Linked DNA regions of Homo sapiens: region 1 is linked to region 2. A link is a loop called in an ENCODE intact Hi-C map of the cell type or tissue named here. Cell type or tissue: gastrocnemius medialis. All regions are shown on one strand. Each heading gives the region's core, and the rest is flanking DNA. Links, peaks and the distances in the headings are about the cores only.

Evidence for each region. A loop is a pair of places that touch in the nucleus more often than their neighbours do. Peaks named below come from ENCODE experiments on the same cell type or tissue, not always from the same donor. Only the 100,000 strongest peaks of a DNase experiment are listed, where the experiment ranks them.
Region 1: a loop joins it to region 2, with 4 times the contacts of the local background. A loop is called at or near these places in 2 of 110 quality-filtered maps.

What each region holds. Positions count from the first base shown.
Region 1 is chr12:12,737,030-12,750,984 of GRCh38, reverse strand. It overlaps a transcript of APOLD1 not described here. Among named protein-coding and RNA genes, the nearest start is that of MIR613, 21 kb to the left of the region's middle. In gastrocnemius medialis, for the core only: no CTCF peak of the experiment used is centred there; no DNase peak of the experiment used is centred there; H3K27ac peaks cover 1,487 bases.
Region 2 is chr12:12,384,826-12,401,065 of GRCh38, reverse strand. All of the region lies in intron 2 of BORCS5 (BLOC-1 related complex subunit 5), which reads right to left. Among named protein-coding and RNA genes, the nearest start is that of BORCS5, 36 kb to the right of the region's middle. In gastrocnemius medialis, for the core only: no CTCF peak of the experiment used is centred there; no DNase peak of the experiment used is centred there.

The DNA of each region.
Region 1 (13,955 bases), core at 3,836-11,835, 350 kb before region 2:
AAATCCCATCTCTACCAAAAGACAACCAAAAAAAAAAAAAAAATTAGCCAGGTGCAGTAGCCCATGCCTATAGTCCCAGCTACTTGCGAGGCTGAGGTGGGAGGATCGCTTCAGCCCAGGAGGTCAAGGCTGCAGTGAACTGTGATCACGCCATTGCACTCCAGCCTGGGTGACAGAGTAAGACCCTGTCTCAAAACAAACAAAAAAAAAAGGTTCAGTGACATTCTGTATCCAAGGCTTAACTCCATTTTTCTATTACTAATTTTTATTATGTTTATCCATACTGTCCACATATCAGAGGATCAACAATGAGATTACATGACAAAAGTATACTACACTCCAATAATATGCGCAAAAAAAACTCAATAAGAAAATACCAATAATATTGAGAAAAAATATACTTTAACATAAATCTCCTCCCTTTATCAAGTTTCTAGGGAGAAATTAATGTCCAAGAAATGAAATCCATCTCCTTATAAGTCAAAATCATGAGACATTAAAGATAAAAGAAAGTGAAGTTCAAAATAAAATTATCTTACATGTGTGGGTTAAAATTCAAAGAAGTCCAAAATGTATCTTCCCCAATTTCCTTTTTTTTTTTTTTTTTTTTTTGAGACAGAGTCTCACTCTTGTTGACCAGGCTGAAATGCAATGGCCCGATCTTGGTTCACTGCAACCTCCGTCTCCCGGGTTCAAGCGATTCTCCTGCCTCAGCCTCCCAGGTAGCTGGGATTACTGCCATGTGCCACCACACCCAGTTAATTTTGTATTTTTAGTAGAGACAGGGTTTCTCCATGTTGGTCAGGCCGGTCTCGAACTCCCAACCTCAGGTGATCCGCCCGCCTCGGCCTCGCAAAATGCTGGGATTACAGGCGTGAGCCACCGCGCCCGGCCATCTTTCCCAATTTCTTATTATGCTTTGTCTCTACCGGAAGGGATTTCAGTGTGGGGGTACAGTCAGGGATCTTTTGACAAGTACAGCTTAAGCTGTATTTCATTGGAATGGGGGCATTTCCTTCAGGGCCTCCAAGTCAAAAAATAATGATAATATTGTTACTAGTAGAGGGTCTTGACTGCAAGTTGTCCAAGTTCTTGGCGTTTTGAACAAATAATTGGACAAAATGCCCAGCAAAACAAAGAAAGAATGAAGCAACTAAAGAATGAAAGCAGGGATTTATTGAAAACGAAAGTACACTCCACAGTGTGGGAGCGGCCTGAGCAGCGGCTCAAAAACCCGGGTTACAGAATTCTGTTGGGTCCAAATACCCCCTACAGGTTTCCCATGGGCCACTTGGTGGTCACCTCATGTAAATAAAGTGGTGGTCCGCAGTTGCTCTGATTGGTGGCGGAAAGCCACCAATTAGAGGCTGAAGTTACCAACGTCACACTCCTGTGCAAACAACTAATTGGCTGCAAAAAGCAACCAATCAGAGGTTAAGGTGAAGTTACAAAGTTGCACTTCTATGGAAACTAAGACTCTGCCTGCAATCAGTCTGATTGGTTGCTGACAGCCAATTGCCCATCTGCTGGGCAGAAAAGGTGGGGGTTTGCAAAGGGAGTAGCCTCTGGTCCTTTTGTTACTTAGGCGTGGAATGTTAGGGTTTTTCTTTAAATTTAGTTCTAGAAAGTTAGCGTGAAATGACCTTAGGTTCCCTGTTTCCAGACCCTATTCTCCTGCCTCAATATCAGCCTAGTCTGGGATGTACTTTTTTCTAAAGAATCTATAGATTTAACAGAACATGTAAAATGATCATAGCACTGGCTCTATCCCAGCCATCTTCATAAAATAAGCCAATTCCTAGCAGGTAGCTCAAGCAGAATCGCATACCCAGAATCAGTGCTTTGGGTGCCCAAAGACTGTTGCAGAGACTGCAGCCTCACCAAAATGCCACTTGATCAATGCCAAGAGTACAGACCCCATGGCCTGTGAATTTAAACCCAGTTAGTAGAAATCTCCTGGTCACAGGTTAATTTCAGCACTGTGCACCTCACACTTACCACATCTGGGAAGATCCCCCTCTGAGTACTTTCTCCTGTCTCAGAGTATTTGAGAGGATGCTGCCTTCTTGTAAAGTTTAGAAATATGAAATGGCAATATCTTCAGTCATCACATCTTATTTGAGAGGAGCTGTTCTTTCTTACCCAGATATTCAAAGCCTTTATATTTCCACGTCCCCTTTGATCTTTAGGTGCCTGCACTGCAGTGCTGCAATGGAAGTGAACTTCTGCCTAGTAAGAGGGCTCCCACAATACCAAGTAAACATTTTTTTCCTGTGCCACAGTGGCTTTTCCCATTATCTTTTTCTGTGGAATTCCTTAGGCCTAAAAAAAAAAACCCATAATTATATATTTCAAAATAGCTAGAAGAAAGATTTGGAATGTTCCCAAAAAAATGATAAGTGTTTGAGGTGGTGCTGATCATCACACATTGTATGCATGTATCAAAATATCACATGCATCCCAGAAATATCCACAAGCATTATGTATCGGTTTTAAAAATTCACAAAAAAATATTGTTTGATACTTTATCATGCTAAGAAAGAAAGAGAAAATCTAAGCAACCAGTTTCTAGCAACCTTGAGAACAAGTAGAGGGACTGATTCTTGAGCCACATGAAGTCAAACTTAGCCCCTCCACCTTGCCCTCTCTTGCCCTTAAGGATAGTGCAAAACAACATAAAAGAGGAATTAAAACTTGGACTGTTTGTTTACATTACCTCGTGCTAACACATTGGAAGCCAATCTCTCACTAATGCTCCGTGGTCCATAGAGAACCCAGCTGCTCCATGGTTTAAAAACAGCAGATATTTTTTTCACTCTCTTAATATCTAAAAGGATAGTATATGAAAAGATTGTTTCTTTCCTCCTATAATTGAATCCTTGCATCAGCTGTGACTGCTTATTAACGCTCTTCAGCCTGCCAGTCCCCACTTAGGCCCTCTGACAGCCCCATGCCCTTGTCAAGGCCCTGCTACAGCCTCTGAATGACTTTTCCAAAGTTTTCCCCAGGCCATGGCTTTTAAGCACTAATGCACCACCACAAAAACCTACCTAGCCCAATATAAGCCTATACAAACTGCCAAGATTAACATGTCCGGCACACATACCAAGAACAAGACCCAGCGCCAAGGCCAATCCCTCACCACTCCAGAAGCCTCAATCACTCCATGTGTGTTCACTTGCTTCTCCCTAATTGTGCTCCTTCCTTTTTTCTTACATTTCAATTTTTTAGCCAATGAACCAAATGTTGCAAGAAGGGCCCAATAAAAAGCACCCCTCCTCCTTTTTAAATTTTACAGCCAACTAAGAAATAAGATAAAGGAATGGAGGGAGAGGATCAAATTATTAGTTTATTCCTGATAGGACTGGGTTGCAGGATGCAGTTTAAATCTGAGAGTCAGAAGAGCTTCCCAATACCAAGCTGCGGAATGAGATCTAGCAGTTCTGGTCCAAAGTAGACTTGCCTCCCTGGCGACCAGAGTGTCAGCCTGCCCCTACAGCAGGCCTCATGCTGGCTGGATTCCAAAGGGGAAAGTGGACAGGATAAGCTGAGCATGCTCACTTTATTTTCCCCAAATTTGCCAATTAAATCACAGCTCAGGAGCAGAGTTAGGAAAAGGCAGAGAAAAGCCAGGTGTTACACTAAAGCAACTCCCTTCACCTGGAATGACAGGTTTTGTTTTTTGTTTTTTTAACTAGTAAGAGACGTGGGCTAGACACGGTAGTTCACACAGTAATCCCAGTGCTTTAGGAGGCCGATGTGGGAGGATTGCTTGAGTCCAAGAATTCGAAGCTACAGTGAGCTATAATGGCACCACTGCACTCCAGCCTGGGTGACAAAGCGAGACTGTCTCTAGAAAAAAATATATATGTATTATTACATGGGTAATTAAATAACTTAAAAAGTAAGGCGGAAGTCGCTACCTGGTTCCATGATTATAATCTAGAAGTCTGAAGATTTATCTGGCATTATCAATTAACATTAGAGAATATGCAGCCATAAAAAAGAATGAAATCATGTCATTTGCAGCAACATTGGTGTAGCTGGGGACCATTAACCTAAGCAAATTAACGCAGGAACAGAAAACCAAATGCCACATATTCTCACTTATAAGCGAGTGCTAAACATTGGGTACACACAGACATAAAAATAAGAATAGACACTGGGCACTCCAGAAGGAGGGAAGGGGGAAGAAGAAGAGAGAAGGGCTGAAAAGCTACCTATCAGGTACTACGTTCACTACTTGGGCAATAGGATCATCCAGAAACCCAAGCCTCAGCATCATGCAATATACCCATGTACAACCTGTGCATGTACCTCCCTGAATATGAAATTTAAAAAAAATTAGAGCATGTTTTCCCATGTTTTCCAATAGTTTTTTAAAATTCTTTATGAAGACATCAGAGTTCATACACGTAGTCATGCACATGTTCACCATTTGGAGCAATATGTATGTATGTATTTATGTATTTATTTATTTATTTATTTGAGATGGAGTTTCACTCTTGTTGCCCAGGCTGGAGTGCAGTGGTGCGATCTCGGCTCACTGCAACCTCCGTCTCCCAGGTTCAAGCGATTCTCCTGCCTCAGCCTCCTGAGTAGCTGGGATTACAGGCATCTGCCACCACACGCAGCTAATGTTTGTATTTTATGTAGAGACAGGGTTTCACCATGTTGGCCAGGTTGGTCTCGAACTCCTGACCTCAGGTGACCCACCCGCCTCGGCTTCCCGAAGTGCTGGGATTACAGGCGTGAGCCACTGCACCCGGCCTGGAACAGGATTTAAGTAAAACCTTTTCTCAACTACAGAGACATACGTTTTAAGCCTTCTTGGATTCCCACCACCCTTCCTTTTGTTCTCTCTTGGTCACTCCTCACTTCCAGACTCGGATGAAATAGCCACACTGCAAGGCGTAAAATTAATTTCCTGAGTGATCACGGAGCTGCCAGATGACACCACATGGCATTCAGGGGATTTAGCTCTGCTAAGTAGTGTGAACCTCAGCCACAAAAAATGGAGACAGGAGGGAGCTGGCAGATAAATGCCCTCTTCCTGATCCCTTTCTCAGACTACTCTGGAGTGCAGCTTCTTCTTGCAACCTTTCTAGAGAATTCCAAGTACAGAGCAAGCATGCGGGCTGAAAGATCTGCTGTAGGCAAGACCACTTGGCATTTTCCTTGCCTTTTGCTTCCCTTTTTCCTCCCCCTTCCCACCTGAAACTATTTGTGCTATTCTGAGTCATCCTGCCCTTGCCTTGAGGCCAATCTCAGCACTTAATACACCTAATCTACCACAAATTCAACGTGTACTGGATGCTTAGAGAGGCAAAGAGAATGTTACACTACACGCAATATAGGAAGCTTTCCATTAAAATATTCTTTGGGTTTCTTTCTTTGCTCAAAAATTGTACAGCTCACTTATGTCTCCTTCCTCTTCTCTTCAGTCTTTTCTTTTCTGAGACAGTCTCGCTCTATTGCATAGGCTGGAGCGCAGTGGCACGATATTGGCCCACCGCAACTTCCACCTCCCTGATTCAACCGATTCTCCAGCCTCAGCCTCCAGAGTAGCTAGGATTACAAGCACCTGCCACCAGGCCCAGCTAGTTTTTGTATTTTTAGTAGAGTTTAGTGGCCAGGCTGGTCACGAACTCCTGACCTCAGGTGATCCACCCGCCTCAACTTCCCAAAGTACTGGGATTACAGGCGTGTGCCACCTCGCCCGGCCTTCTTCAGTCTTCTCCTTGTAAAATTCTCTTTCAAATATCTCCTCATTTTGTGTTGGGTAGAGCAATTTGGTCTTCTCTCTGCCTTTTAATTCTCCTCACAGCCAATCACCCTGCTTAATTCAACAAAGGCCCTCTAGGGAGATGAGTACACAAAGCATTCACTTTTTTTAGACAGGAAGGGAGGTATTGCCAGTACATTATTTTAATACATTTTTCCCTCTAACACACAGGCATAAAACAATAAATTCAAAGCAGGCCAGAAGTAGAGAGAAGAAAAAGCTTTGTCAGGGTGAAGCAAGTATGGGATCCAGGTAGGCACAAGTTCATAGTGATATTTGGTGAAGGGAAAGCAGATCGTGGCACAGGGATCTTGTTCTGTGATCTGCCCCATGAAGTCGGGCAGACAGACACTCTACATAAAACAGGTTCAGAATGAGGCCAAATCACCTGGCAAGAGGAGGCCAGGAGCCAGACAGACACTGAGCACAGGCAACAGGAAAGCAGCTTAATAGGCAATAAACCAAGTTCTAAGGCAGAGCACCCCGGAAATTTATAGTCAGGATCAGAACTGATCCCAGCGGCAGTGTCCAATTCCCATCTCTTAAGTGGACAAATAAATCACCTGCCTAGAGTTGAGAGCTGAGAAATCAGAAACCAAGCAGTTCTTTGTTTTTTGATATGGAGTGCAGTGGTGCGATCTCTGTTCACTGCAACCTCCGCCTCCCAGGTTCAAGCGATTCTCCTGCCTCAGCCTCCTGAGTAGCTGGGATTACAGGTGTGCACCACCAGGCCCAGTTAATTTTTGTAATTTTAGTAGAGATGGGGTTTCACCATGTTAGCCAGGCTGGTCTCGAACTCCTGACCTCAGGTGATCTGCCCACCTCAGCCGCCCACAGTGCTGGGATTACAGACCTGAGCCACCACAGCCAGCCATTTTTTTTTTTTTTTTTTAAGCAGGGTCTGGCTCTATTGCCCAGGCTGGAGTACAGTGGTGCCATCATAGCTCACTGCAGCCTTGATCTCCTAGGCTCAAGTGATCCTCCTGCCTCAGCCTCCCGAGTAGCTGGGACTACAGGTGCACACCGTTCCTTGCTAATTTTTTATTAGTAGAAACGCAGTCTTGCTATGTTCCCCAGGCTGGTCTCAAACTCCTGACCTCAAGTGATCCACCAGCCTCAGCCTCCCAAAGTGTTGGGATTACAGGCATGAGCCACCACGCCCAGCCATCATCAATTTAATATCTTGCAGTACTGTGTGCTAGAAGTCTAACATGGGTCTCACTGGGCTAAAAGCAAGGTGCCAGCAAGGCTGCATTTGTTTCTGGAGGCTCTGGGGGAGAATCCTTTACCTTGCCTCTTCCAGCTTCTGGAGGCTGCTGCATTCCTGGGCTCCTAGCCCCTTTCCTCCATCCTCGAAGCCAGCAACAGCAAGCTAAGCCCTCACGTCACACCACTCTGAATCCCTCTTCTGCTTTCCTCTTCCAAGATTCAGGACCCTTGTGATTACATTGGGTCCACCTGGATAATCCAAGATACTCTCCCAATTTTATAGTCAGCAAATCAGCAAACAATTCCATTTGCAACCTTAATCCCCCCTTTGCCATATAACATACCATATTAATAGGCTCTGGGGATTAGGATGTGTATCTCTTTGGAGGGGGGCATTCTTGTGCCTCCCACAGAGTGAGAAGTGCTGTGGAGAAAACAAAGCAGGGACAAGGGAAAGGGAGCAACCACTCTTCCATAGTCACCTATTCCTCTGACCACAGATGGAAAGGCCCTCTGCTTTTGCTTTTAAGGATTTATTTTGTTAGATTGGGCTCACCTGGATAATCCAAACCGCTCTCCTCATCTCAAGGTGCTTAACATTAATCACACCTGTTTTTTTTTTTAAAGATGGGGTCTCACTATGTTGCCCACGCTGGCATCAGTGATTGACTGGGCTCAAGAGATTCTCCATCTCAGCCTCGTTAGTAGCTAGGAATACAAGTGTGTGACACCATACTGGGCTCCAAAGGAGTTCTTTGATTGCACAAATAAAATGACCTTTTAATGAGATCCCTCACTCAATACATTAGCAAACAACACTTGGCTCTTATCTACCTACACCTACCTCCAAAGTAAGCTGGGTCTCCCCTTTCAGGCAAATGATATAGGAAGTGGGAAACCAGCTCAACCAAGATTAACGAAGATAAAGCTTTTGACCATGGCGGGGCGCGGTGGCTCACGCCTGTAATCCCAACACTTTGGGAGGCCAAGGCGGGAGGATCACTTGAGCCCAAGAGTTTGAGACCAGGGCAGCATGCCAAAACCTTATCTCTACAAAAAATTAGCCAGGGTGGTGTCACATGCCTGTAGTTCCAGCTACTCAGAAGGCTGACGTGAGAGGATCATTTGAGCCCTGGATGTCAAGGCTGCAGTAAGCCGAGATCATGCCACTGCACTCCAGCCTGGGTGACAGAGTGAGACCCTGACCAGGGCCTTTTTTTTTTTTTTTAGATGGAGTCTTGCTCTGTCGCCCAGGCTGGAGTGCAGTGGCGCGATCTCAGCTCACTGGAACCTCCGCCTCCCAGGTTCAAGCAATTCTCTGCCTCAGCCTCCTGAGTAGCTGGGATCACAGGCACCTGCCACCACACCCAGCTAATTTTTGAATTTTTAGTAGAGATAGGGTTTCACCATCTTGGCCAGGCTGGTCTTGAACTCCTGACCTTGTGATCCACCCACCTCGGCCTCCCAAAGTGCTGGGATTACAGGCGTGAGCCACCGTGCCCGGCCGACCAGGGCCCTCTTATCTACCTTGGAAGAAGGTGGCCTTTGAGAAATGCCTGAATCGATATGGAGGTGAGCATCAAAGGAGGCTTAGAGGCAAAGCTCATTTTAAAACTTTTCCCTTGGGCCTTCCGTGCTTTTCTTACCATGGACATCTTTTGTCCTTTGCAAGGGGGCTTCTCGACCCTAAAATGTCCTTTGACAGTTGCAACCTGCCATAAAAAGTGGCTCCTAGTCCTAATAAAGTAATATCCATTGTTCCTTTTTTTTTGCCAAAGCAACCTCGTAATTTTGTTCTTTCCATCTTGCCTCAGGAGAGACTAAGGTGCAGAGAAGTAGAAAGATGTTCTTAGAGCCATTCCGGACATAGCTGGGGCTCTGTTCTTGTTTTTAATGAAACAATTATTAGAGATATTGTGGTATTATTTTTCAATAAATGGCAAGACATTGCTGGCCAGAAATATTTAATTACCATATGGTCTTTTAATCGGGCAGAAAGTGAAAGAGAATAATTTAGGATCGAGTGTCACACTGAGCCTGCTGGCCTTCTTCCTGTTGAGATTATTTATAAGAATGACAGGACAGCCCCAAGGCCTGAATTTGAGCCCAGACTCAGCTGCCTTGTGTGATGTTGAGCTACAGCTCCAAGGCTCAGTTTCCTTATCATTACAGCTACTTCTCAGAATTTATTTAATCTCAGGATTAAAGGAAACAATGTAGATGAGTGGCTTAGCACACACTGAGTGCTCCACAAATGTTAGCTATTGTTATTATATAACTGTACAGAGAGAACATCTCTCTGCGTATCAGACTGTGTGTCTTGTTTTGTTTTGTTTTTCTTGTGTGCAGACTGTAGCAAAATGCAACCCAGGAACTTCAGGGAGCTATAACTCAAAACCTAAAATTGGGAATCATTTTTTATACTTTTTCACACTATAAACTGTAGACAATCCACGTTGCAATAAAAACTGGGTTGGGGCCGGGCACAATGGCTCATGCCTGTAATTCAGCACTTTGGGAGGCTGAGGCAGGAGTACTGCTTGAGGTCAGGAGTTCAAGACCAGCCTAGACAACATAACAATACCTTGTCTCTACAAAAAAAGAAAAATGTTCTAAATTAGCTGGGTGTGGTGGCACATGCCTGTAGCCTCAGCTACTCAGGAGGCTGAAATGGGAGGATCACTTGAGCCCAGGAGTTTGAGACTGTAGTGACCTATGATGGTGCCACTGCCCTCCAGCCAGGGCGACAGAGCAAGACCCTATCTCTAAAATGTTTCAAGTTCGTAAAAAAAGTATGACAGTTTGCAACAGATAGTCCAGGTTACAACCTGATGTTCAGTCTCTTGCATTCTAGGGTACTTTTTCCAAATGGGGAGGGAAAGGTAGGGAGATACAATTTTTTTTTTCTTGGTAAGAGGTACAAAAAAGTTACAAAAGGTACAAGGACTTTGAGAGACATAATTAATGGGTTTGTTTTTTTCCCAGGTAACCTCTGCTAAATTCCTGTTTCATCATGGCTATTTAAATACATGGTTATTGAGTAATTGGCATTCTGATTTCCAGGTAATACTGAATAGCCTCCTGCCTCAGCCTCCCAAAGTGCTGGGATTACAGGCGTGAGCCACCGTGCCCAGCCGCAACTCAATTTTAATAGTAATATATGGATTGTCTCCAGTCTGTAGTGGGAAAATTATAAAAAAAGATTCCAAATATTACGTTTTGAGGCAAAACCTAGTAAGAATTTTCAGGTAATACTGGGCACATTCCTTTCCATGTGTAGAGGGAAGGCTGAAAGTCACTGCCTGGAGGGACCTTGAAATTTGTCATTGCATTAAGGCTTATAATTATCTGTCCAACCAGGTTTGAAAGGAACTTTAGAATTGCCAACCCATTTTTAGGGAAACAGAGAGATTGGGATATTAGGTTCACCTAGTTCAGAAGACAGTCAACTACTGGGGTTCAGATTTCCTAAAGGTTAGGACAATGCAGAAAAGGAAGGTAAAAATGTTGAATGGGGCAGCTGGGACCTCAGGGCTGAAGCAAAGTAGGGTGTCCATAGAAAATAAGATCTGAGGGCCGGGTACAGTGGCTCATGCCTGTAATCCCAGCACCTTGGGAGGCCAAGGCCAGCAGATCACCTGAGGTCAGGAGTTCAAGACCAGCCTGGCCAATATGGTGAAACCCCGTCTCTGCTAAAAATACAAAAATTAGGCTGGGTGTGGTGGCTCACACCTGTAATCCCAGCACTTTGGGAGGCTGAGGCAGGCGGATCACGAGGTCAGGAGATCAAGACCATCCTGGCTAACACGGTGAAACCCCATCTCTACTAAACATACAAAAAATTAGCCAGGCGTAGTGGCACGCACCTGTAGTCCCAACTACTCAGGAGGCTGATGCAGGAGAATCGCTTGAACCTGGGAGGCAGAGGTTGCAGTGACCTGAGATCACACCACTGTACTCTGGCCTGGGCAACAGAGTGAGTCTCCATCCCAAAAAAAAAAAAAAAATTAGCCGGATGTGGCAGTGCACACCTGTAGTCCCAGCTACACAGGAGGCTGAGGCTGGAGAACTGCTTGAACCTGGGAGGCAGAGGTTACAGTAAGCCAAGATAGCACCACTGCACTCCAGCCTAGGTGACAGAGTGAGACTCTGTCTCAAAAAAAAAAAAAAAAAAGTAGGATCTGGTAGGATCTGAGAAATATACTCCTTAATGAAAGATGAAACATAAAGTACCCAAGCTTATAATATTCAGTTATGGCTATAGGATCATATTTTTAAGACCCATGTAATTAAAGGTATAAAATTACCTGCCCAACCTAAAATGAAAAGTTCACTAGGAAAAAAATAGCCATTACTCAATGTGATTATATGAACATTAAAGTTAATAAAAAAGGTTTTTCTCCTTTTAGAAATTTTAGCATATGAAATTATCTTTACTCTGCAAGTCACTCTGAGATATATTTTTTAAATATTGTTTACAGTTGCTATCCAGTAAAGGATACATTTCAAATGTATCTTGATTAGACAATCACCTGTAACAAACATTCCTTTCCTTGAAAATGCTTGCAGGAGTTCAGAAAACATAGTAACTTCACTTCACTGTAACACTGATACTCTTTCCCGTTCCAGCTTTTGCCTGCTTCTTTTTAAAGCACAAAGAACACTCATCTTCTCGATCTCCCTGGCTTTCAGGCCACTTGACGATAGCAGAATACAAATTCCTCAATAACCACATATTTAAATAACCACGGTAAAAATAGGAGTTTAGCAGAGGTGTCCTGGGAAAAAGAAACAAAATTCAGTGACCTGTGCAAGATGTGTATTCTCCGCATTCAGTCTCCCCTACTATCTGTCCCCACCTACCAAGCCAACTTTATCTCTTAGGATTCTCCAGAACACCCCCCTCCCCAAATCTGTCCCTTGCAGAGCCACCAGTTTTACAGTCAGTTCCTTGCTCAAAAATCCTCAAGGACTTCTGTATCTGTTAAGATTTGCATTTGGCAGCTAGTAACAGAGCCCAGAAATCATAGTGGCTTAAACAAGATAAAAGTGTACTTTTCTTTTCTGTACAGGAATTCTGGAGATAAGTGGCACAGAGTTGGTGTGGCATCGCCTATAGTTCCTGTATCTTTCTACTCCACAATGCACCTTCTATCCTCAGGAACAAAGGATGCCTCCTCAAATTGCAGCCATCTTACACACCTCATAGGCAGCCAAAAGGGGACAGACAGGCAGATGTCAAACTTCTTTTCAAATGCTGTCAGAACCTAGCACAGTCCAGCATACTTCATAAGCACTCATTAAATTTCAGATACAAGAATCAATTAATTCTATGGCACTACTGAAGTAGGGAAATTTATCATTCACAAAACTTTAAATATCAACAGTATACCCAGTGCACCATATTAGAAACTATAAAGCATCATTTGAAATTCTTAAAAGGACACCGTTTTAAGATAGTAGATATGTAAATATCTATGTAATTAACCAGGCACAGTGGTTCATGCTTCTCATCCCAATGATTTGGGAGGCTAAGTTGGGAGGACTGCTTGAGCAAAGGAGTTCAAGACCAGCCAGGGCAACATAGTGAGACCCCATCTCTAAAAAATTTAAAATTAGCCAGGTGTGGTGGCATACACCTGCAGTCCCAGCTACTCAGGAGGCTGAGGCAGGAGGACTGCCTGAGCCCAAGAGGTCGAGGCTGCAGTGAGCCATGATCATGCCACTGCACTGCAGCCTGGGCAATAGAGCAAGACTCCATGTGTCTTAAAAAAAAAAAAAAAAAAAAGGACTTGCTTGCTCTGGTGAGTATGGGGAGAGCCTCTCCTCATGTGTAGGAGTGGCAGCATATTCCAGAGTAAAAACATAATAATAAAATAGTGAACACATGCATAGCTACTACTTTATGCAGGCCTTGTTGTAAGTTCTTTACATATATTCAATGTTTTTCTCATAGAAAGACATTCTTAAGACTGTGAAGAGAGAAGAAAAGCAGGAAACAGAATTAAGGTATTTAAGGTACTTAGTCCAGGGCCTGGCACATAGTAGGCACTCATTATTGTTGTTGCCAACAAAAGGTCTCAAGAGAACATTCAGTCCCCTTCCTCCCCCTAGATAACGACCCTCCATATTCTGAAGCATTCACTGAATCTTGCTCCACTATCGTGCAGCCACATTCCCACGGTTGAACAAATCCCACGGAAGACATCAGTAGGAACTACAGCTCTACTCAGGTAGTTAACACCAACCCTGGGCCCCCCAGCTTGGATCCTCAGCTGAGGATATGCCAAAGATAAGCGCCCAGCTCCCTCCTTCTCACTTTCTATCAGTACTCTCTCTTGAGTGTAGATTTGTTTTATTTTGTTTTACTGGAGAAGGGGAGGAGGAGAGGTGGAGGCAAAAAAGGGGAAAGGAAACAGAGAAGGTAAGATGCAGGAATTATTTCAGGTCTCAGTTTGGCAGGGGCTCATATGTAAAGCTATTATGTTCGAGAAATATAAAAGACTAATACTTTTCCTAAAGATTGAAACAGAAACAGTGGTGATTGGACTGGGAATTATACCTCACTTCAATGAACTCCAAAAGAACTTGAGTTGATTGCTGAAGAAGTGAACAAATAGTGATCAATTTGCTGACAACTGTAAAAGCGTATGGGGTGGGTCACAGCCATTATAGCTTCCTGTGGAGTCAGTGGCCAACTCTAGGTTGTTACCCCACTGTAGCCAGCAGAGGTCTCTCTTTTATTAATCTTCAATTTAAAAAAAAAACCTCTGGGTTGTTTATTTCTATTATCCTTTTGAAGTCTCTTTCTAAAGCCAAATAAATAATGAATCATTTGGCCAAAACATCTTCGAATACTGAATCTAGTCACTTAGTAAAAATGAAAGACAAAAATGCTGAGCTACTTGAAGCAAAAGATTCAGTATTCACCTCTAAGCTATTCATTTGCTTAGAAGATTCA
Region 2 (16,240 bases), core at 4,559-12,558:
ATTCACTAATAAGTCAATGGATACACTGTGAAATATTCATTTGATGGAATACTACGCAGCAGTGAAAATAAGTGAGACATATATCAACATGGATAAATCTCAAAATTATAAGGAAAAGAAAAAAGAAAGTTACACAAGTAGCTGAAGGATACATATAGAACACAACTTATATAAAGTCAAAACAAGTGAAAGAATATTCTACACCGCTTAGATATACAAAAACATGTAGGAAAAAGACAAGCCACGAAGAAAACACATGGGCATGATGAATGCCAAAATCAGATCAATAATTCCCTGTGGAGTGGGAGGAGGAGGGAATATCAGGGAAGGATATAAAGGATGGGGAGGGGGCGTTGTTTATTTGAAACGTGTATTTTTCTTCCTGCAGGGAAAGAGATCTGAAGCAAACATGGCAAAATATTAAAATATGACAAATTTGATGAATACACAGGTGTTTGCTATTTTTTTTTTTTTTTCTGTATGCTGACATACTGCAAATGAAAAAGAAATTCTAGGTAGCAGCTGATAATCTCTATGGAGGACAAGGCATCCTATCCACAGCAGTTTCTTAAACCCTGCTGGGTCTAAGGCCCCTCTGCAAAGCTGATGGAATCTATGGCTCCACTTCCCATGGGGTTTATTATGCTACCACCACTCCACCCTTGGTCACCTCAGGAGACATTCAGGAAAACCCATGCCCACTCTTTTGTCATGTGGTTGACCGAGGTAATTTCAACTCTTGCTAAGAGTTACCAAGGCCAGACAATTAGACAGGGAGAGAGCGTGAAACATTGGCTGCTCAGAGAAATAGCCTGTGATAAAAACAAGATTTTCACTGAATCAAGGCTGCCAGGGTAACAACTAGTGAAAAAGCTAAAAATCCAGTGGTACACATGCAACTGAATGTTTTCAAACCAACTTAAAAGGTAGGGGAAGCATTACGGAAAACATTCTTCAACTTAATTCAGCCTTGGTGCGAAGCCAAGGTTCTAAGTAGTGACTGACAACAAAGATTAGTGGGATTTGTTCATACTTCTCAAAATTTTCCTCTATTTGCACATCTTATTTAATAACATTTAATTTGGTTAATTTTTAGCAAACATTTGGCTAATGTCTATGCTTAGCTTTTCCAATAAAGCACTGTGTTATTTTCAGAAAGTCCAGATGAGTGGAAAACAATGACACTTTGAGTTACTGACTCAGTTAATAAAACCTAAGGGAAAATGGCTGCTGAGACTTAGAAGTCATGACGGAAACAACTGGTGACAGTACACCTAAATTACTGGCTAAGCACCTAGAAGGACACAGTCTTTGGCAGGACAGGCTTAAAAGATTGAAACCTACAAAGGGACATTAAATACTATTAATTCAACATGTATGTGAAGGTCTTTAACTGCTGTAATTATCTCAGAGGGTTTTTCTTTTAGAAGTTCTAGATCTGTGGTACTCAGAATTGTCCCCAAAATGCCAACATTGTAAGCTTAACAATGCCATGTAAAATCTCCTGTTTCTTTGTTATGGTCTTTCATTATCTCCATTGTATTCCATCTTTATATTCCAATCCAAATCTTTTATTCATGCCTGCCTCTTCCCTGTCCTCTCTTATTTCCCCTCTACCTTACCTGCAACCCTGACCTCCACCCCAGGCTGCCTCTTGAAAATGCAGAGCAACCACCCAAAGAGCTGGAGAGTGAGTGTTGATTTGGGGAACAATAGTGGGCTACGTAAGAAACCCTTTTGCAATTCACCTTTTTTTTTCCTTCCCTCCATCCAATTTTTCCAAACTTTTTCCCCCAATACTGTTGTTTTTCCCTGAAATTCACTCTGAGGAGTGAATAGGAGTGATAGGTTGAATGAAACCTATGCTACAGTATAAACACACAACTTCTTAAAACTTTCCAAGATCTTTATGCTAAGGAACAACAAAGAAAACTGTGCTGCTTAGTAATACTGTAAAACACATACTGTTTTAGCCCCCCTGAAACACACAGAGGTAATCTGGAAGAAGGAAGGCCTCTCCTGGCCATCGCAGAGACTGGGGCACCACTGGCAATTCAGTGGGCAGGGACAAAAATTGCCAATACACGGCAGTGACACACAATAAAGGCTGGCCCACCCAAGATGCCAGTAGCACCCCAACCGTCTCTCCCACTCTTATTATGATACACTGGACCACAGACACTCATGTAGCCAGATAACTCCAACTAATTTCAATAAATAGTTGGCTAATCTTGACATTTTCTGCCTTGTAGGAAAAGGTAAAATCAGCTATCGATTGGGCTGCCTGAATTCCCAATATCGCACAGATATCTGGGAAGGGGGAGGCAGGTGGTGGCACAAGGTCTGCACAGTATTGCCTCCTAGTGTTTGGAAATTCTCATTAAAATGACCATATTTTGAGTTTGATAGCACTGTATTCCAGAGACTTCTTCACTCATCCTTGATGCAGCATTATATTGAGCCAAAAGAGCTACAGGGGCCATTCTTCCCTGAAAATGAGTCAAGATGGTTACACAACCCTCCGCAGGGATCTGCACACAACGGCCCTCTGAGGGTGTGGGGGAGGACATGGTAAACATCTCTCCCCTTCATCAGCTCATGTTCTGACTCAGATTTTTCCTGACAAAACAAACATGGCTTTGATTACATATTAATTATTTTTGTAGCAAGCAGCTCATTCTCACATTCCTTCTCCTGCTCATTTTCCCTCCATAATTCTTTACCCTTTGCCCACAATCCCTCCTCCCAGTCATGTTGTACTATTTGTATGGAAAAAAAAAATTTTAAAGAGTTGCTTCTTGCCAAGTGTGACATCAACTCATTCTTATTTAGTGATGTCCCGCAAGAACTTGCTCTCCCAAAACGTTTGCTCAGTTTTGAGGCAACAAGATTACTCACTGCATTGTTTTCCCTGTCACTTGTTTTTGATGCATTAGTGCATCTTCTGAAACAGATGACATAACACCTAATTTCTATGACCCAAAGCGCTATACACATGTATACAAGCATCTTTTCAGACAGCTTCAGGAAGACAAAGCATTGCTCCTAACTTACTAAGAAGGAAAAAATAACACTATAACAAGATAACGATAATTTTAACCTCCCTGAAAAAGCTCTCTCTGCTTTCGGTAACAAGAAACAGCTATATGATAGTAAGGAAAATGTAAGCCCCAAATTCCATTCTAGGTGAAGAGCTTTGGTTACTTAGAGGAAAGAGAAGAGGAAGATGAAGAAGGAGTGACCCCTAAAATAGTAGGACAGACATATTACACTACTTCACGCTTAACACTTCTTAGCAAGGCACTTCTTAATGAATGCTCTTGGAAAATCAATAATTTTATTCTACACATAAAATAAGCCAAAGTTTAGAATTATTTTCAGTTAGCTCACTGAAAAAACTGGCGGTGGTATTCTTAAAATGTGTTCGACAATGATGGAATTACCAGACTATGTCAGGTACCGATCTTCTCTCATCAAAGTCTTCTTTAAAACTCTTTCCATTCCACTCCTCTGTTAATTAAAAGGTACAAGTGGGAATGATATTATTCCCTAGCTCTCCTTCCTTCAGGGAACAATATTAGCAGCACAGCAGACTTAATTATCAGAATGCAGAAGCGAATTCCCAGCGTAGGCTGTTCCTGGGCACAAATGCCAGTTCTGTCACATTCCAGTACTGGCTGACCAGGATGGCACTGAGGAACCTCAGCACGTACAAAAAACTGTGTAACAACTTGAGCATGTTCCTGGTCATTCTCTAGGATGTCGGCATTTTGGGGTTTCCACTGTCACCCTAGGGGAATCAGTTTAGATCCAACGCACCTAGAAATACTTTAGGACAGGGCATTCAAAGCTTGGGAGTCTAGGTGGACATCTAGCCTGTTCTGGGGAGTTCCAAAGTTCTCAAAGATATAAGGTTTCAAATAAACTAGAGAAGGAACAAGACAACACATATCCTCCTAGGGAACTGCAACTATTTAACAAAAACAAGGCCAAAAAGTCCATAGAGAGAAAGAAGAAAATCACAGGTTTGTGCTGCTGTCTGTGTGAGGGTGCACATGCGTGCATGTGTATTTTAGGTTAGCTGGAAAAAGACAAAGGAAAAGGCCTTGAAAGTTGTAATTATAGAAAATTGCTCAGGTGACTTCATCCCACCCACATGCTTTTGATTTTCAAAAAGTATGCTGAGCATTTTTTAAGTTAGTGTTCCGGAAAGACCGCAGCTGTTCAACACAGATTTCATATGCTCATTTAAAAACATTATTTTATTAACATAAAGGTTAATGGTTTCTAAATGAGGGTAGCAATTTCCAACATGAGTACCGTAAATTCCTATTAATATTCACTCTCAGTTTAAACATACAGACCCAGAAGGATGAACTGTTCCTTGACATTAACAGAAAAATAACATAAAGATTTATAACCCCCACCCCCCACTCCCTCCAAGAGTTTTAGCGTACCCTCTAGAAAACATTACATCTATGTTAAGCACATCAGTACGGTGACATTTGCCATGACTGTAATACTGCATTCAGCGGACCTAGGGCAAAACAAGTTAGGAGAACTGCAAACTTTGGAAGACACCTGCCCCTCCCATTCCCTACCATGCTCCTCTACCCACCCCACCCTCCGCAGGGCCTCCTTTTGAAGTGCTCTCCGCCATGGCCAGAAAAGGCATTGTGCGGATGCTAGGCTAGGGAGCATTGAGTATGCATCAGTGAAACGGCTCCTACTAGTTGTGGTTTTGCAAGGCCACAAGGCCAAAATTCAAAATTAATCTCCCACTGGGCACGGTTGCTCACACCTGTAATCCTAGCACTTCGGGAGGCCGAGGCGGGCAGATCACTTGAGGTCAGGAGTTTGAAACCAGCCTGGCCAACATGATGAAACCCATCTCTACTAAAAATACAAAAATTAGCTGGGCGTGGTAATGTGGGCCTGTAATCTCAGCTACACGGGAGGCTGAGGCAGGAGAATCGCTTGAACCCAGGGGGCGGAGTGAGCCGAGATGGTGCCACTGCACTCCAGCCTGGGCAACAGAGCCAGACTCCATCTCCAAAAGAAACAAACAAACAAACAAAATTAATCTCCCTTCCCCATTCTGCCATTATTCTGCTCCCTCAATCAAGCAACCCTATGGCTATTTCCCCGTCTTTTTATTCCTGGCACCCAATTTGCCAAATCCTGTCATTTCTTCCTTGAAAATGCCTCTCAAGTTTGCTCCTCCTTCCACTATCCCCACCCCAGCCCAGGCTTTCATCAGCTCATCACTAGGAAACTACAACAATCTCCTAACTGCATTGTCCATCTTTGGCCACTGTCATACCAATTCATTCAAAAAGCGCAGCTGTCAACATGTTAATACCCTGCTCCCTACTGCAACAAACAAAACTACAATCACGTTCTTATGGCATCAACTTCAAATTCCTTTCCCTATCCTTTAGGAGCCTCCAAATCTGGCCCTAACCTAATTTTCCCACCTTGCCGGGCATGGTAGCTCACCCCTGTAATCCCGGCACGCTGGGAGGCCAAGGCAGGTGGATCACTTGAGGTCGGGAGTTCGAGATCAGCCTGGCCAACATGGTGAAACCCCATCTCTACTAAAAATACAAAAAAAAAAAAAAAAAAAAAAATTAGCTGGGTGTGGTGGTACGCACCTGTATTCCCAGCTACTTGGGAGGCTGAGACAAGAGAATCATTTGAACCTGGGAAGCGGAGGCTGCAGTGGCAGAGATCACACCACTGCACTCCAGCCTGGGTGACAGAGAGAGACTCTTTCTCAAAATAATAATAATAATAATAATTGTCTCATCCTCTTACTCCCTCTCAAATTGCAGCCTTCTCTTTGGTCACAGAGTGATCACTCTGCCACCACCCCATCTCCTCAATGCAGGATATTCAGACCCACTTTGCTCAGACTCTCTTGCCAGCCCAGAACTCCTTCATCCACCTTCCCAACCCAACCTAACACATCACACCAAAACCCCACCTGTCCTTTTAGGTTCAGCTCAATTAATCATTCCTCTCTATATACAGTTGTTTCCTATGACTATGGTCCACCTCTTCCCCTGTGGTAAAAACCATCCGGCCTTTGGACTATGACAGACCTGAGTTTAAATCTTTTTGGAAGATGAGCAAGTTGTCTAACCTCTCTGTAGCTCAGCATTATCTATATGTGGATGATGTTAATATTTCCCTCATAGGATTGTTTTTGAAGACTTGCAAAGGTCCTGTATGAAGTACAACCAGTGTAGCACTTGGCACATGGGAAACAGGCACTCCACACAGAAGGTATGATACCATTATACACTACTAAATGAACACTATGCTTGTAAAATCCTACACTTTAAGTCAACCATGAGGTTTGTTTTCTATACTAGATTGTAATCCTCAGGAGCAAAAATCAGCCTGGCAAGATGGAATACATCTGTAGTCCCAGCTACTCAGGAGGCCAAGGCAGACACTTGAGCCCAGGAGTTTGAGTTCAGCCCAGGCAACGTACTCTGTCTCTTTAAATTTTTTTTTTTTAAAGGGCGGCAAAAATTATGTGACATCCAGTTATATCTTACTTATTTAATAATTCCAACTCCCTGAACAGCCAAGAAACAGGGAAAACCAAAAATGGCCTACAGGTCACCAAAATAGTTAAATCCCATGTATTAATTCCTGTGTATTTTAATAACAGGAAGCCCTTCAGACTGCCTCAGAGGCCTATTGGTTTGTCTTTTGTTTGTTTGTTTTTTGAGATAGAGTCTCAATCTGTCACCCAAGCTGGGGTGCAGTGGCATGATCTCAGCTCACTGCAACCTCTGCCTCCTGGGTTCAAGTGATTCTCCTGCCTCAGCCTCCCGAGTAGCTGGGATTACAGGTGTGCACTACCATACCAGGCTCATTTTTGTATTTTTAGTAGAGACAGGGTTTCACCATGTTGGCCAGTGTAGTCTAGAACTCCTGACCTCAAGTGATCCACCCACCTCAGCCTCCCAAAGTGCTGGAATTACAGGCATGAGCCACCGCACCCGGCCGAGGGCTATTGATTTTATTTTGGTTTCCAAGCTGACAGTAGCTGCTACTTGCTATCAGCAAGGGGAATGAAAGAAAAACCATAAAAAGTAAACATACACACCTGATCTGTACCAAATTGTAAACAAAATCAAGTCTAGCAATCAAAACTTCTGTTCTAATTGGTATATTAGCATGTATTATATGAGAGATAATGTAATTCTAATGTTCAAAAATAGAGACAAAGGCCGGGCGCGATGGCTCACACCTATAATCCCAGCACTTTGGAAGGCCAAGGCGGGCAGATCTACCTGAAGTCAGGAGTTCAAGAACAGCCTGGCCAACATGGTGAAACCCCGCCTCTACTAAAAATACAAAATTTAGGCAGGCATGGTGGTGTGCTCCTGTAGTCCCAGCTACTCAGGAGGTTGAGGCACGAGAATCACTTGAACCCAGGAGGCAGAGGTTGCAGTGAGCCAAGATCATGCCACTGCATTCCAGCCTGAGTGACAGAGTGAGACCCTATCTGAAAAAACAAAAAACAAAAACACTTAAAAGCAGTACCTGTAAAGTCCTGCATTTAGATGAAAAATAACCAGTTGTATAAGGATAGGGTGTGGGAAAACTGGCTCAACAGCAATTCAGTGGGGGCTTTTTTGATCTCAAGTTCAGAAAGTGGAAGCAGTAGTCCCAGGCACCTGGCAATGGTTACTGTACACCTGCGAGAGTATTCTGGGTGTCATGTTTAAGAAGAGATTTTTAAACTAGGGTACATCCTGAGTTGAGTGATAGAAGTCATTGTCCAGAAACCTTGTCTTATTATTATTTTTTGGAGATAAGGTCTCACTCTGTCACCCAGGCTGGAGTGCAGCAGCACAATCTCGGCTCACTGCAACCTCTGCCTCCTGAGCTCAAGGATCCTCCCGCCCCAGCCTCCCAAGTAGCTGGGACTACAGGCATGCACCACTGTGCTGGTCTAATTTTTTTGTATTTTTTGTAGAGACGGAGTTTTGCCATATTGTCCAGGCTGGTCTTGAACTCTTGGGCTCAAGCAGTCCGCCCACCTCAGCCTCCTAAAGTGCTGGCATTGCATTATAGGCATGAGCCACCACACCTGGCCGACCTTTTTTTATGAAGGAGATTTGAAGCAGATTACAGTTTTGGTTTGCAGAAGAGACGACTCAGAATATAACCCTCTTCTAATATTACATGGGTGCCAAATAGATACAGGATTTGATCTAATTTTATAAAGTCCCAGTGATCAGAACTGAGATCAGTGGACAGAAATTATTGGGAGGTAGAGTTTGGTTTGATAAAAAGAACTTTCTATAATAATTTGAATGGTAATTTTTATTGGGCAATTGCAATACGTCACACAGTGAGCTAAGCACTTTTCAGACAGCGTCTCACATTTAATTCTCACAGCATCCTTGTCATGTGGGTACTTTTTAGTCTCAATTTATAGATAAGGATACTGTTGTTTAGAGATAAGGATTTGTCCAGTGTTGTGCAGCTAAGAAGTGGCTGAGCAGCTGTTCTTAATCTGGATCTGACTGTTCTCAAAAGTCTATGTCTGTAACCTTTTTGCTGCCTTGCATAGTATTAAACTATCTTAATTACTAGAAATGTTTAAGCAGAACTGGAATGATTCTTTGTAACTTGGAATAAATTCCTGCAATTCATGAGAGTGCAGAGGGGCAGTGTGGCATGATAGGAAAAAGCACAGACTTTGGAGATAATTCAGAGATCGAAAACGTCGTATATTGGCCTTAGGATCTTGGTCAAGTCACCTAACCTCTTTGGATCACATTTTCCTCATCTCTAAAAGGGACACTAATACCTCTACCTCAGAAGGTTATTGGGAGGATTAATTTATTTGAGTAGTGTGTATTTGTTACATATTGGGGACTCAACAAATAATTGCTGTGTGCAGAAATCCCTTTAACTTAAACAATTATGATCGTTGGACTTAGAGCTGCACCATTTTAGCTTTGTCTCTATTTTTTTTTTTTTTTTTTTTTGAAATGAAGTCTCACTCCATTGCCCAGGCTGGAGTGCTGTGGTGCAATCTTGGCTCACTGCAACCTCTGCCTCCTGGGTTCAAGTGATTCTCATGCCTCAACCTCCTGAGTAGCTGGGACTACAGGAGCAAACCCCCATGCCTGCCTAAATTTTTAGCGTTTTTTTTTTTTTTTTTTTTAGTGACGGGGTTTCACCATGTCGGCCAGGCTGGTCTTGAACTCCTGAGCTCAAGCGATCTGCCCACCTTGGCCTCCCAAAGTGCTGAGATTACAGGCATGAGCCACTGCACCCAGCTGTATTGCTTTTAAATGTCATTGTGGTTTCAGACCATCTTTTCAGTCTGTTAAGATCATTTTGTGCCAGGCGTGGTGGCTCACGTCTGCAATCCCAGCACTTTCGGAGGCCAAGGCGGGCGCATCATTTGAGGTCAGGAGTTCGAGACCAGCCTGGCCAACATGGTGAAACCCTGTCTCTACTAAAAATACAAAAAAATTAGCCGGGCATGGTGGCGTGCACCTGTAGTCCCAGCGACTTGGGAGACTGAGGCAGGAGAATGGTTTGAACTCAGGTGGTGGAGGTTGAAGTGAGCCGAGATCATGCCACTGCACTCCAGCCTAGGTGACAGAGCTAGACTCTGTCTCAAAAAAAAAGGTCATTTTGACCCTTGATTCTGTCATCCATTGTGTCAGATATTCTGTCCAACACTTTACCACCTACCAATGTGATTGATATGCCTCTACCTCTTTATTTAAGTCCAGTCCACAAATCTTCAATAAGTATCTAGCATGTATAGGGTCCTTTGCTAAGTATGGCAGGAACCAAGCTAAGTGATATGATCTTGAGTAAGGTTGAGGCCAAGGTCAGAACCTTGCAGTATCTTACTTATGCTCCTGTTATGGACTTATCTTGAAATTTTTAGTGTGACAAAACAAGACTGACTGGATGCACAATAGTAGTCTATCAATACTTTAAAAGAGAACAAGCGCTGAAGGCACAGAGTTGGAACCAATGGATGGAAATTTTGAAATCATGGCCCCTCGTTCAATTACCCGCCTCCCCTTTTAACGTGTACTTTTTTCTATTTCTAAGCTTCTGGTACCTCTTCTGTTCTTTACAATTCATTAAAAATGGCAGTTTAGGCCGGGCGTGGTGGCTTATGCCTGTACTCCTAGCACTTTGGGAGGCCAAGGAAGGTGGATCATCTAAGGTCATCCTACTTATTACTGCTTTTGCTTTGACCATAATTTTTTTTTTTTTAAGAGACAGGGTCTTGCTCTGTCACCCAGGCTGCTGTGCAGTGGTGCAGTCATAGCTCACTGCAGCCTGGAACTCTTGGGCTCAAGCAATCCTGATGCCTCAGCCTCCCAAGTAGCTGAGGCTACAGGTGCATCCACCTTATTGAGATAAGGTCAAAAAAAAAAAAGGAGATAAGGTCTTGCTATGTTGACCAGGCTGGTCTCAAATTCCTGGCCTCAGGTGATCCTCCTGCCTCAGCCTCCCAAGTAGCTGTAATTACAAGTACATGCCACCACCCCCGGCTTTCTGACCATAACTTTCTGTATTTCTAGTTATCCTTCCTTCTACATTTAGGACACATGCTTTTAAAATTAAAGCATTTTGCAATGTTCTGTGCTTGGCCACAGTGGTCACTTCAAATATATTACCTCCTTCCTCATCATGATCTATGTAAAGATTGTATCAATTTAGGAAAGGTAAAAAAGATAATGAAGGAGATGGTCTAAGACAAACTTGCCTTCTAGTGGGATGAACTATTAGAATGTAAGCTCTTTGAAAGCAGAGATTGTGTATTTGGCTATACCCTCACCTCCTAGAACAGTGCCTAACACATAGCAGCCCTCAAATATTTGCTGAACAAATGAACAAGCAAAATCTTGAAGGAATGATAGATTAAAGGAATCTAAAAAGGAATCATTAAAGGAATGAAAAGATTTTAGCAGGCCTATGTGGAAAAGATGGCTTTTTATCAGATAGAAGGGCATGGGCAAAGTTTAGAGGTGGGAAAGCAAAGAAAACAGTCCGATTTGGCCTGGAGCTCAATACAAAGCACACAGTGGGAAATGAAGATTTAAAGACTGCTTGAGGCCAGGCGCAGTGCCTCATGGCTGTAATCCCAGCCCTTTGGGAGGCCGAGACAGGAAGATCACTTGAGGTCAAGAGTTCAAGATAAGCCTGGCCAACATGGCAAAACCCTGTCTCTACTAAAAATACAAAAATTAGCTGGGTGTGGCGGCATGTGCCTGTAATCCCTGCTACTCGGGTGACTGTGGCATGAGAATCACTTGAACCCGAAAGGCAGAGCTTGCAGTGAGCCAAGATCATGCCACCGCACTCCAGCCTGGGCGACAGAGCGAGACTCTGTCTCAAAAAATAAATACATAAAACGAAATAAATTTTTTAAGATAAAGGCTGCTTGAGATCTTCACCTCAAGCTGAGGAGCTCATACCTGCATCAGAATTGGTTGTAGGCAGGATGGAGCAACCAATTCTGCAGAGGAATCACATAACTTCAGTTGGGCTTAAAAGATACTGGCAGAGGTATATAAAACTAATTAGAATTGTAAATGTGCATTAAAAATATATTTATTTGGCTGGGAGTGGTGGCTCACACCTGTAATCCCAGCACTTTGGGAGGCCAAGGCGGGTGGATCACCTAAGGTCAAGAGTTCGAGACCAGCCTAGCCAACATGGAGAAACCTGGTCTCTACTAAAAATATAAAAATTAGCCAGGCGTGGTGGTGGGCGCCTGTAATCCCAGCTACTTGGGAGGCTGAGGCAGGAGAATCCCTTGAACCTGGGAGGCAAAGTTTGCAGTAAGCCGAGATCGCACCATTGCCCTCCAGCCTGGGCGACAAGAATGAAAATGCGTCTCAAAAAAAAAAAAAAAAAAAGTACTTACTTGTAAGGACCTAGGGGAAAAACTCTGGCCAGAGATAGTTAATATCTGGTACTTTCTATATGAACCCATAGTATTTGCCTCAACAACCTGTGTCCTGTCCCTATGCTGGAATGAGTGAGACTCAAGGAATGTCACCAAAGTAAAAGTAGGGATAAAAATGAGGCCAAAATAAATAGGCCTCGGAACTGTAGCCTCTTGCGAGAACTTACTGCAAGTCAGAGGACTGGCTTCAACCATTGCTAAAAGAATGGCTTAGGGAGTTATGCTCATATCTGGAACATTTTTTAAATTTCCATCTCATGTGTGGGGTTGCCTTGATGTTCTGTTTCAATCTCTTCCAGTATATTGCCAGGAAAGGAGAAGAACAGCAGAAAGATAGTCTATCTGGCCCCAAAAATGTCAGCCATCCTCTGGTCCTCAGACCAGACTCACAGATGGCTGTTACCTTTTCTTATATGTCCCCCCCACCCCACTTAAGAGTCTGGTTTCCTTTCATTAATTATTCATGCCTTGTCCTATTTTCCCTTTTTGTATAATTATGGAACACTAACACAATTGTTTCATTAATAATATACTTATCTACTACTGCTGGAAGACCACATCCAAAAAAAAGCAGTGGATATTATAATGAGATTTATCTTCCTTATTTACAGATACATTTCTTTTGCTTTTGAATATTAACTATCCTCGGCCAGCAGTTCCTTTTTGTTGATTTCGTCCCATCTAAATTAGGAGCAGCCATGACATTGCTATCCTATTTGAGGTTTGGGGCAGGTCTTAGAATCATTACTCTCTCATCAATGGTGTGATTTTTATGTCTCTGGTCACTGCTACCATATGTTTGGGAAGTGTGGTCTTAGGATGTGGTTTAAAGTCTCAGGAAAAACACTTCAATGTTTTAAATAAGTATAGACTAGTAATAAATACAGTTTGTGGTGATAAAATACCACAATAAAAACTGCATTAATGATATACATAATAAGCATGGTACTGATAATCAGATACCAAAAAGAGTCTCAATTAATATAATAATCACAAATGTTAGTTCTCACTAATCGCATATGAGATAGCAATTTACTTCCCACAAAAATACCAACTAGAAACTGGAAAATAAAAAAGTATTCTTAACAGAAAGAGTTCTGTGTCTGTTGACTGTGATGAGCTTTTCCCTGGATCTCTGACCTAGGTTCTGTCGTGTTAAACATTCTTTAATGACTTGAGTGAGGCCCCTCATGGTGTGTTAATCGTGGGGATTCAAAAAAGGCTTCAACAAGCTAGAAACTGAGGCTACATGTGACACTGAACTGTGGATGAATGTGAGTCTTTCACTGAAGGTCCAAAAACTATCTGCAGAAATACAGGATGGGGGAGGTGTGGCTTAATGTCAGCACATGTGAAAAACACTTTAGAGTTTTAGATGATTCGATATGACTCAAGTGCATGTGGCTGCCAAAAAAGCTACTTAAACTTGGGCTGTATTAAAAGGAATATATCATGCAGAAAAGACACTGGATCCAATCCACACCTGGAACACTATGCCAATTCTGGGGGTCATGCTCTAACAAAAGAGACAAAATGGAGTATATTTAGGTTTCGGATCAGAGGGCTGAGTGACATAAAATCATGAGCACGTGTTACTTTCATGATCAGAATAAAAGATACTTCCATTTTGGAGAAAACAAATCCTTAAGTAATGCCCAGTGTTGAAGAGGATATTATGAAATGGAAATGCTCAGATAGTATTGTTTTTACTATGAATTAGTTTATTAAATCCTTTGGGAAGCAATTCTGTCATATATTGTAACTGCCACAAAACTTATGTTGGCTTTACTTATAATCACCAAATACTGGAAACAACCCCGATTCCTTCAGCTGGCAAATGGATAGACAGTCTATGGTATATCCATAAGAAGGAAACAATAAAAGGAACAAACTATTGATACAACCACATAATGAATCTTGCTAGGCATGAGAGCTCAAACCTGCAATCCCAACTACTCAGGGGGCTGAGGCAAGAGGATGACTTGAGGCCAGGTGTTTGAGACCAGTCTTAACAACACAATAAGACCACATTTCTAAAAAAAGTATTTTTTTTAATTAGCTGGGCATGGTGGTACATGCCTGTAGTCTTAGCTATTCAGGAGGCTGAGGCTAGAGGATCACTTGAGCCCAGGAGTTCAAGGTTACAGTGAGCTATGATTGTGCCACTGCACTCTAGAAAAAAAATACATATATTCATACATAAAAATAATAACCCAACAGTGCAGATAAATATTGGAACATAAAAAGACTCAATCCTAAAGCAGACAGAAAAAGGTATGGGTGGGCAGGGAGGAAGGAATAAAGAACAGGAGCAAAGGCCGGGCACGGTGGCTGGCACCTGTAATCCCAGCACTTTGGGAGGCCGAGGCAGGTGGATCACTTGAGGTCAGGAGTTCGAGACCAGCCTGGCCAACATAGTGGAGCCCTGTCTCTATGAAAAATACAAAAAACTAGCACGTGCCTGTAGTCCAGCTACTCAGGAGGCTGAGGTAGGAGTAGGAGAATTGCTTGAACCCAGGAGGTAGAGGTTGCAGTGAGCCAAGATCATAACACTGCACTAGAGCCTGGGAGAAAAAGCAAGACTTTGTCTCAAAAAAAGAGAACGAACTAGAACAAATAAAAAAAAAAAAAATAGCAACAGTGGACTTTAACCCCACCACACTGAAATTACACTAAATCTAAGAGTGTTAAAGATATCATTAAAAAGACAGATTTTCAACATATATAAAACAGCAAGACAACTATATGCTGGCTACTTTAAAAGCTAGATTAAAAGCAAATGGGGGGCCAGGCACAGTGGCTCACACCTGTAATCCCAGCACTTTGGGAGGCCGAGGCAGGTGGATCACTTGAGGCAAGGAGTCCATGACCAGCCTAGCCAACGTGGCGAAATGCTGTCTCTACTAAAAATACAAAAATTAGCCAGGCATGGTGGCACACACCTGTAATTGCAGCTACTCAAGAGACTGAGGTACGAGAATCGCTTGAACTCAGGAGGCAGAGGTTGCAGTGAGCCAAGACTGCGCCACTGCACTCCAACCTGGGCGACAGAGTGAGACTCCATCTCCAAAAAAAAAAAAACCACATGGACAGACAAGTGGGACTTCTTGATAAATCCAAATGAGGAGATCAACATATCCTCTCTGCAAAAGGTAACTATAAAGCTGAACATAATTCATACCATTCAAACATAATTCAAACCATTTTGAGGTTTGGAAAATCAACCAATGGCATATAAAAATTTGAGAAGCATTTATGCCTTAAAAATGAATGAACTTGGCCAAGTGTGGCGGCTCACGCCTGTAATCCCAACACTTGGGGAGGCCGAGGCAGGCGGATCACGAGGTCAGGAGTTTGAGAACAGCCTAGCCAATATGGTGAAACCCCGTCTCTACTAAAAATACAAAAATTAGCCAGGCATGGTGGTGTGCTCCTGCAGTCCCAGCTACTTCAGAGGCTGAGGCAGAAGAATCGCTTAAACCTGGGAGTTGGAGGTTGCAGTGAGCCGAGATTGTGCCACCGCACTCTAGCCTGAGTGACAGAGTGTGACTCCATCTCAAAAAAAAAAAAAGAACTTGGGTAAAAATAGTGAGAATCTGTGTCATTGAGATGTGAGGCTTCTCCCAACCTTCCTGCCTCAGTTGAAGCAGATGTTGTACCAGAATGGGACAGGTAATGAGAACAGGAAGCTTTCCTGCTTTAGCAGGAAGCGGCTGCTGACTTATTTGGAACAATAGGTAGCATCCACATCCAGCGGTGTCATCAGTAGAATTGACTATCTCAGAGATGGGCAAGTGGAAAGTGCCAAAAGCTATACTAACACGAGGTTGTGGTCGTGGTCAGGGCAAGCTTACTCCTAGCTAAGGCTGTATGCATTTGCAGCAGAGACCTGAAAGGGTGCAACCAGTCACGTGCTCCTAGCTGACACTGAGGGTGTGTGTATTCCAAGGGGAGAGGTGAAAGGGTTCAGCAGTGAACAAAAGATAAGATTTGAAAATGGCCTGAACTTTGAATGTGCTACCCTGCCACGCAGAGCCATTTACAGATGACAGAAGCCTTCCTGATCAAGGTGGTTAAGTACAACCTCTGATCAATAACTGACTATTAACCCATGCAGACATATGGACAACCCCTAGGAAAGCAGATGTAAAGATATAAGCAAGTTTAAAAAGCAAGCAGACACATGGAGAGGACCTGAGACTACACAAATAAAGAGAGCTGCCCAGACGGCCCCCAGCTGCTCCAGCCCCTGTTATTTCA